Linked DNA regions of Homo sapiens: region 2 is linked to region 1. A link is a loop called in an ENCODE intact Hi-C map of the cell type or tissue named here. Cell type or tissue: ascending aorta. All regions are shown on one strand. Links, peaks and the distances in the headings refer to the core of each region. The heading gives the core; the rest is flanking DNA.

The links. Hi-C counts contacts between places; a loop is a spot of excess contacts. Peaks named below come from ENCODE experiments on the same cell type or tissue, not always from the same donor. Only the 100,000 strongest peaks of a DNase experiment are listed, where the experiment ranks them.
Region 2: it touches region 1 in a loop (2.0-fold over the local background); 3 of 110 quality-filtered maps call a loop at or near these places.

The regions. Positions count from the first base shown.
Region 1 is chr9:94,898,370-94,902,759 of GRCh38, reverse strand. All of the region lies in intron 5 of AOPEP (aminopeptidase O (putative)), which reads right to left. Among named protein-coding and RNA genes, the nearest start is that of AOPEP-AS1, 45 kb to the left of the region's middle. In ascending aorta, for the core only: no CTCF peak of the experiment used is centred there; a DNase peak (open chromatin) is centred at 1,829; H3K4me3 peaks cover 1,572 bases; H3K27ac peaks cover 2,945 bases.
Region 2 is chr9:94,817,357-94,821,746 of GRCh38, reverse strand. All of the region lies in intron 5 of AOPEP (aminopeptidase O (putative)), which reads right to left. Among named protein-coding and RNA genes, the nearest start is that of MIR2278, 9.6 kb to the right of the region's middle. RefSeq lists an enhancer at 324-453. In ascending aorta, for the core only: no CTCF peak of the experiment used is centred there; a DNase peak (open chromatin) is centred at 2,306; H3K27ac peaks cover 3,780 bases.

The sequences.
Region 1 (4,390 bases), core at 256-4,255:
TTTAAAAAGAGCTTTAAATTTTCTTTCAAATGACACACAGATACAGAGCCCCAGGGGAACACACCCACAAGTACACACACACAGCATATTTCTATCTAAGAAAATTCTAGGAAACTGAAGACCAGAAAATGTATGTACCTAAATTGTGACAAATGAGACAGATGAACACATCTTTGCAGAAGAAAAGTGACATAATCACTAGTACTAATGTCTTGGGTAAATTCTCAACTAGGCAATTGGTATTTGAGACAGGCAGGTCTAAACTACCATTCCTGACCATTTCTTTTGGATACAATACATTCTTATGCTTCTAGTCCTCAGAGGGGGTGTGGTATTGGGGGAGATGTTAAAACAGCTGCTGTCTCACCCCCGCAGTAAACTGTGTTTTAGCAGTTGACCCTGCTCACCCTAACCCCACTCCAGCTCAGTTTGCTGAGCTGAGGCACAGCACATAAAGCAAGATCCAGCCAGCTTTATTAGTTTCCTTTCTCACCTGCTGAACATCATTCACACAGAACCCTGTTAACCCTTCCTCACCCTTTCTGTGTGTGTAAGAAATATTAAATGACATACTCACTGGAAAGCTAAACCGTGTTTTTCCTCCCTGCTTAAACACTCAGTCAATTAACAATATACACAAGTCAACTTAGAGTTCTTGATACTCAAAGTGTGGTCTGTGACCAGGACCAGTGGTCCTGGTCTAGACACCTGGGCTCTTATTACAAATGAAGAATCTTAGCCTCTTCTCAGAACTGCTGAATTGAAATCTGCATTTTAACAAGATCCCCAATTCATTCATATGCACATTAAGGTATTTTATTAGCACTTTTTCTTTTCTTTTCTTTTTTTTTGAGACACAGTCTCACTCTGTCACCCAGGCTGGAGTGCAGTGGCGCGATCTCAGCTCACTGCATCCTCAGTCTCCCAAGTAGCTAAGATTACAGATGTGCTCCACGACGCCCGGCTAATTTTCTGTATTTTTAGTAAGGACGGGGTTTTGCTATGTTGGCCAGGCTGGTCTTGAACTCCTGGCCTCAAGTGCCCACCCACCTCAGCCTTCCAAAGTGCTGGGATTACAGGCATGTGCCACTGCACCCAGCCTTCTCAGCACTTTTCTACGTGAAAAGTTATTATACACATTTTAAGTGAAGGTTGTTGAAGATGCGAGGTGTTTTGTTTTTGTTTTTTCTCTTGTGGCTAGCAAAAGGTATGTGAGATACTGAGAAGCAGCGAGGAGTCCTAAGGACTCAAGGGTTAATCCGACAATCAGGAGAGAAATCCCACATTTAACAAATACTAGATAAACACCGATCATAGGTGGAAACTTGGGCTAGGTGTCAGGGACTTAAGGATGAATGAAGACAGTGCCCATCCTCCCATTTAAAACATGTACTATACTATACTATTAGGTGATTAAAGCCGCTACATTGAAAAAATACATTCTTGCTATGGGGGCTCAGAGGAAGAAGCAATCGATTCTTATTTGAGCAAACTTGAATACTCTATACTTTTTGGCCATTCTTCATTAAAAGCTGAAAGGGCCATAAGTATAAGTCAATTCCACATGAGTCAGAGAAGATTATGAAATTTTGATTTCTTGCTTATTGACAGTAACACATTCTAATTGTTTTGATAATGTCTCCCACCGAACCACTTACTGAAATGATGTTTCATATTACTTATTGAACTTCGCATGAATTACAAATAAAAAGCCAAATGGCAACCACCTTTTAACAGGAAGGAATATTGGAATGGCCAGTTTGCCAGGGTCTGAGAGAAAGTGGGCTGATCCAAGCACAGCATTATTGCAGGAAAGAGTTGAGCAAGTTCTAAAAAAATGGGCCCTTGGAAAGCATTCAACTTACTTGTGAGTCAGATGTGTCTTCACTGCAAAGCTTCGTGATTTTGTTTAAAGTCAGTTCCCAGAATCGCAGATCTATCCAGAACTCAAAGCTAAGTAGAAAACACACTCTAAAGCCAAATATAGATGACATTTGGATTGTCTACATGCCCCACTCTCCTCAAGCAGGGGAAACTGAAAGTTGACTAAGATACAGACATGCAGAGAAAAATGTTTCAAAGAATTATTCATATCGGATCCTGTTCCAAAGATGGTAGTCTGTTTCCCATGAAATCTTCTACTCGAGCACGATGAAACACTTTCCTAATGTCAGATGGGGCAGAGGCAGTGATAAATCAGGAAGAAGAAGATGAGGAGGAGGCAAGAGATTCTCCTGAGAGAGGGGGAAGCATGAGGAATACCCAGAAGGCTAAAGATGGTGAGAAAAACAGCTCTGCACTCACCTCCCGAAGGGCTGAATAATCGCCGGCCTCAGCAGATCATCTACCGAGGAGAATTACTTGACGACCTGGGAAGGATGGTGTTTTGGCCCTGAAACTGTGACCTGAAGAATAGTGCTTACATTAGCAGGCTACTGTGGTCCTCACAATCACCTTGGTGCCATTGAAAGTTTACAGGTTACAATATTCATAAATCACAGAATTTGGTTGCTAGAAGGGTCTTTTACCACTTCCTTTTACCCCCAGTCTCATTTCACAGACAAGAAAACTCAGGCTGAGAGGTTGGCTCACATAGCTAGCTAGTTGGCGGCGGCCAGCAGTCAGTCTGGCCTTCATCCTCTGACCCCCCTGCCCAGTGCTCTTCATATTATAACTGTGGTTTCTAACCTGGGTTCCCCAGACCCCTCCATCTCATTCAAGTCCACAGGAATCCATGAACTATGACTCACAGACTCATAGTTCAGTATTTCAAAAAGTTTACTTGAATCTATATATTTGGCTGGGGGGGAGGGGTCAGGTAACACATTAACCTGCTTGGGGCTAGATTTAACTCAGTAACTCAATAATTCTAATTATAGAGACAGTAAGTTGGGACTCAAGCAACCTACGTCTAAAAATTTTGTAATGCTTATTGAAAAGGGTTGTCTGTACTTTGTTCCAATTTCTTTGTTCTGAGAATTTTATATTTTTGTTTTTGTTTGTTTTTTTTTAGATAGGGTCCCACTCTGACACCTAGGCTGAAGTGCAGTGGTGCGATCATGGCTCACTGCAGCTTCAACATCCTGGGTTCACGCAATCCTCCCACCTCAGCCTCCCAAGTAGCTGGGACTACAGGTGCACACCGCCACGTCTGGCTAATTTGTAAATTTTTTGTAGTGATGGGGTCTCATTTTGTTGCCCAGGCTGGTCTCAAACTCCTGGGCTCAAGTAATTCTCCCATCTTAGCTTCCCAAAGTGCTGGGAATAAAAGTGTGAGCCACCGTGCCTGGCCTTCATAATTTTAATTATTAATAAGCTAACAGTTGCACGGTTAAAAAAAAGTCAATATAAAAAAATAGCAAATGTAACACAGTGAAACCTCGTCTCTACTAAAAAAAAAAAAAAAAAATAGCCGGGCGTGGTGGCGGGCGCCTATAGTCCCAGCTACTCCGGAGGCTGAGGCAGGAGAATGGCGTGAACCCAGGAGGCGGAGCTTGCAGTGAGCCGAGATGGCGCCACTGCACTCCAGCCTGGGCAACAGAGCAAGACTCCCTCTCAAAAAAAAAAAAAAAAAAAAAAAGCAAATGAAGAGGCAAATTATCTTCCCTCCTCCCATCAGTCCTCCACTTGGACTTTTTCTCCTCCAAGGCAACCAGTGTTAAAAAGGTATTACGAATTGCTCCAGAAAATATTTTAAGGTAATAAGGACAAATGCATGATGGACATTGCATTTTGTTTCTTCAGTTGATATTATACCAAGGAGCTTCTCCCACATTTGGTCTACTTAAGTCTTTTTATTTATTTATTTATTTGAGACAGTGCCCAGGCTCGCTCTGTCGCCCAGGCTGGAGTGCAATGGCGTGATCTCGGCTCACTGCAAGCTCCACCTCCCGAGTTCACGCCATTCTCCTGCCTCAGCCTCCTGAGTAGCTGGGACTACAAGCGCCTGCCACCACGCCCTGCTAATTTTTTGTATTTTTAGTAGAGACGCAGTTTCACTGTGTTAGCCAGGATGGTCTCGATCTCCTGACCTCATGATCCACCCGCCTCGGCCTCCCAAAGTGCTGGGATTACAGGCATGAGCCACTGCACCCGGCCTTTTTTTTTTTTTCATTTTATTTTTTATTTTTGAGACAGTCTTGTTCTGTCGCCCAGGCTGGAGTGCAATGGCGCGATCTGGCTCACTGCAAGCTCCACCTCCTGGGTTCAAGCGATTCTCCTGCCTTCAAGCGATTCTCCTGCCTCAGCCTTCCAAGTAGCTGGAATTACAAGTGCCCCACACCTGGCTAATTTTTGTACTTTTAGTAGAGATGAGGTTTCACCATGTTGGCCAGGCTGGTCTCGAACTCCTGACCTCAGGTGATCCGCCTGCCTCAGCCTCCCAAGGTGC
Region 2 (4,390 bases), core at 320-4,319, 81 kb after region 1:
GAAACCATAACAGGGTAGCAGCATAGGCTCTGCCTACTATTTAAAATTGAGTTTTGGGTGGTATGCTCTAGAATTACATGTCAGGGGCATACGGATGTTCAACTGAGTCTTTAAAAAAGGTTTCAGCAACTCAGCTCCAGCTCAACTCACTCTTCCTTGAGGAGCCTGGAAATTCAAACACATCTGGTTGTTTCTGGAAGCCACCACTTTCCACTTCCCTTTCTGTCATGTCACTCCACTTTCTCTGTATTCAAATCATGCTTGGCCTCTGCCAAAGTCTGAAGATTAAAACCACTGAAAGTCTCTGTCTTCTCAACATCCTTCCATTTTAACAAAAAATACAGCATTAGCCTTCCCCTTCATTTTTTCTCATTGTGGTAAAATATGATTTCCCTTTAGTTTGTAAGACTGGTGGTTGGTCTTTTGGGCCAGGATCTGGGCAACCTCTTGCCTGCTCACCACTGAAACTGTGGGGTGAACGCTCTATCCTGAAAGCCCTGCTGCAGGTCCCCACACCAGCTAATGTCATTCACTCAACGCCAAGGCACCACCTAAATAAATAAACCCAAAAGCCCAAAAAAGCATAAATAATACTTACTTCTCTTAACCAGAAAAATAAATTGCATTTCTCCATGCTATTTAAAAACACTTGGTATGTGGATTTACTTTTTCAACAGAGTTTCTCTTTAAACTTCCAAAGTTAGTGAAAATAGGATGAACATAACTTTATAGAATTGTTAAAATTAGTGAAACCTGAAGAACTACATCGTTATAAAATTGCTGAAAAGGAGTCATTACGGCTTCCACTTGGTTTATTAAACAAGGTCTTAGACCTAAATAAGCAAGATCTTCACCAAGACACATTAGGTTGGGGGCGAGAGACTTCTTTTTCTTATCTCCATCCCTGCTATGGCATGTAGGTTTCTCTAAATATCAGTGAGCTACGCAAAAGTGCTGATATTCTACTGCTTTTAAGATTTCCCCAAACAGAAATTGCATGTGGTTCCACCTACAGTTACCAAGCACTAGTGAAGGATAAATAAGATGCAGGCACATCCCTACCTCCCACAATATGGCAGGTATGTTAATGAAATCTTTGTGATTCACTGACTATTTAAATATACCAGGTGCTCAACACAGCATTGTTTACAACAGTAAAATTTTGGAAAAAGTCAAAGATCCATATTTTGGAAAAGTATAACTGAGAGCATCCATAGACTAGAATACTATGCAGCTAAATAAAAAAGAATGAGAAACTCTTTAAGGCCTAATATTATATCTAGGGGATAATGATAATTGACAAAAGCACAGTGTAAAATAGGGTGTGTGTTCTATCTCCTTTTAAGAAAAGGGAGAGAGAGTAATAATATGTATCGTCTAATTGGCCTGCATCTGCATGAAGGAACACAGGGGGTTAATACAAAAAGCTCATAAAGTACTATACCTAAGGAATGGAAAATCGGAACAGAGGTGGGGAACAAAAACATAAAAGAATTGCACTGGCCAGGCGCGGTGGCTCACACCTGTAATCCCAGCACTTTGGGAGGCCAAGGCAGGCAGATCACCTGAGGTCAGGAGTTTGAGACAAACTTGGCCAACATGGCAAAACCCCATCTCTACTAGAAATACAAAAATCAGCTGGGCGTGGTGGTGGGCACCTGTAATCCCAGCTATTCAGGAGGGTGAGGCAGGAGAATGACTTAAACCCGGGAGACAGAGGTTGCAGTGAGCCGAGATTGCGCCACTGTGCTCCAGCCTGGGTGACAAAGCGAGACTCCATCTCAAAAAAAAAAAAAAAAAGAATTGCACTAAAGAAACTTATTATTCAAAGCTCTTTTAAGGTTGGTCCTTTTGCAAAATTAAAATCCCTTTTGGGCTGAGCACAGTGGCTCATTCCTGTAATCCCAGCACTTCAGAAGGCCAAGGCGGGAGGATTGCTTGAGCCTCAGAGTTTAAGACTAGCCTAGGCAACGTAGTCAGACCCCGTCTCTATGAAAAAAAAAAAAAATTTAGCCAGGCATGGTGGCACATGCCTGTAGTCCCAGCTACGCAGGAGGCTGAGGAGGACTGATTGAGCCTGGGAGGTGAAAGCTGCAATGAGCCCAGATCGTGCCATTGCACTCCAGCCTGGGTGACAGAGTGAGATCCTATCCCTAAAACTAAACAATAAAATCCCGTTTGCAAAGTGTCTTGAGACATTCCATTCTGGCCTACAAGATTATCTCAACCAAGACACACAGTTACTATTTACAAAATGCTGTGTATGCCCCGGGGAGGGCTGGCCTGTGAACACAGGCGGAGAGGGCTAGGCATTCAGAGGAAGAGTGGCGGGCAGGAGTTGCCCTGGCTCCCCGCAGCTGCTGGCCACACACTTGGTCTTCTTAGCCTTCTGACTCTGGGCCTCTCTGGCTCTATTTGGAAGATGCGGGTGGGGTGACAGAGGGTTCTTTCAGAAGTTTCCATCACGCAGTCCTTTCAGACACAAGTCAGATAATGGCTCAGATAATACTGAGAACAGATCAGAGACAGCTGTTTCAGGAGCTGACAGGCTCAATCTCTGATCCAAAAGTGATGGGAAAAGAGGTCAAGGACAGAGAGCTTTGTCTAACTGGTGGGAACAGAACTCCAGGAGGGCTGGAAGCCAGGCAAATAGGGCTTGGATAGTCTAGTTTAATCCAGGTGGGATCCCAAATCCCTGAAGATCAGGTACAAGATTTCTTTTTATTTTTTTTGTTTGTTTGCTTTTGTTTTTTGAGACGGAGTCTCACTCTGTCGCCCAGGCTGGAGTGCAGTGGCATGATCTCGGCTCACTGGAAGCCCGGCCTCCTGGGTTCATGCCATTCTCCTGCCTCAGCGTCCCGAGTGGCTGGGGCTACAGGTGCCCGCCACCATGCCCGGCTAATTTTTTGTATTTTTAGTACAGACAGGGTTTCACTGTGTTAGCCAGGATGGTCTCGATCTCCTGACCTCGTGATCCGCCCACCTCAGCCTCCCAAAGTGCTGGGATTACAGGCGTGAGCCACCGCGCCCGGCCTTTATTTGTTATTAAATGTGGAAAAGGAACTAAAAAATACATTTTGAGCTGAATCAAATAATGTCTGGTTTCTTTACCTTTACTGCCTTCTTTACCCTTCTTTTTGGGGGGAAGAAAAGTGAGTATGTATATTAAAAGTTCAAGCTACAGCCTTGAAGGAAAACCTAACAAAAATGTAGGTGCTGCTCTAAATGCTCCTTCTGAAACGGAGAAATTCCAATGTGTACAATGTAAGGAATGTGGACCAACAACTCTGTAACAAACCTTTCATATTGTCATACTACCATGCTAAGTCACCATACCTATTTTTATTTTCTCCCTGGAGCTATTATTTTAGAGAATTATTTTAGACATTGGGTTGATAGGAACTGTAGAATCTGTGATTCACACTAATAAGCCACAAAACTTATGTGTTTATTGACCCATAAAACTACCAAATTTTCCTAAGCCTACTGAAGCAAGGAACCAGTATCTGCTGAGGACCTAAGATGTAACGGCATCTACACATAATCTTATCCACAAGAGTTCTGGAGATGAGTGGTCTATGGCACCTTACCAGGGAGTAACAGGACACAGCAGTCAACGGCAGAGCTGGGGATAGAGCACTGACTGCAAAGCAGAGCTCTCTCTCCATCATCTTGGGCGACAAGCAGAGGTGGCAGGTCTGAGGCACCATGGTAGGGTGGTAGGGTAACATCCTATAGCTTGTACTGTGCAGTGGCTGGATGGCTTCCAAGGAGCATGATGACTTTTGCCCAGGAAGAGGCTTCCATTCTCCCAAGGGACCAGCTGTGCCAAAACACTGACCCTGGCTGGGAACTGTTTTCTCTTTCCCATTTTCTTTAAACTCAGCTCCTGAGATTTTCTCTTCTCATGCTTCTTCCTCATACTTCACATGAAAGCTTAGGGAACTCTTTGGACCCAGCAAGATAGGCATCTTAGATACTGCCCTCCGGAATGCCAAATCTAGGCCTAAAGTTCTTAAGGGGCCCCTTCAAGGTCCTTGGTTTATTGGCCATGCTAAATCACTTCTGTTCCCAACTTTTACTTGAGGATAAATATTCGGATGGATATTGGCATGCTTGCTGCTTTCAAATTATGCCATAACTCGTCCTACTAGACCTCAAAAGCCTTCTCATTTTCAAAGCCCCAGGAGCCAAGGATGCCTGGGCAATGCTAGGGCTCCAAGGACACCTGGACACTAAGGCAGCCAGCCAAGGGAACAAGGATGCTTGTCTCTCAGGCATGGCCATGGAGCTGGCCAATTGTAAGCACCACACTCGTCCATGCAGCATTTCGTAAATACTGGGACCAGTCCCTCCATGAGGGAATATGTTAACTTTCCTCTTCTTCTTC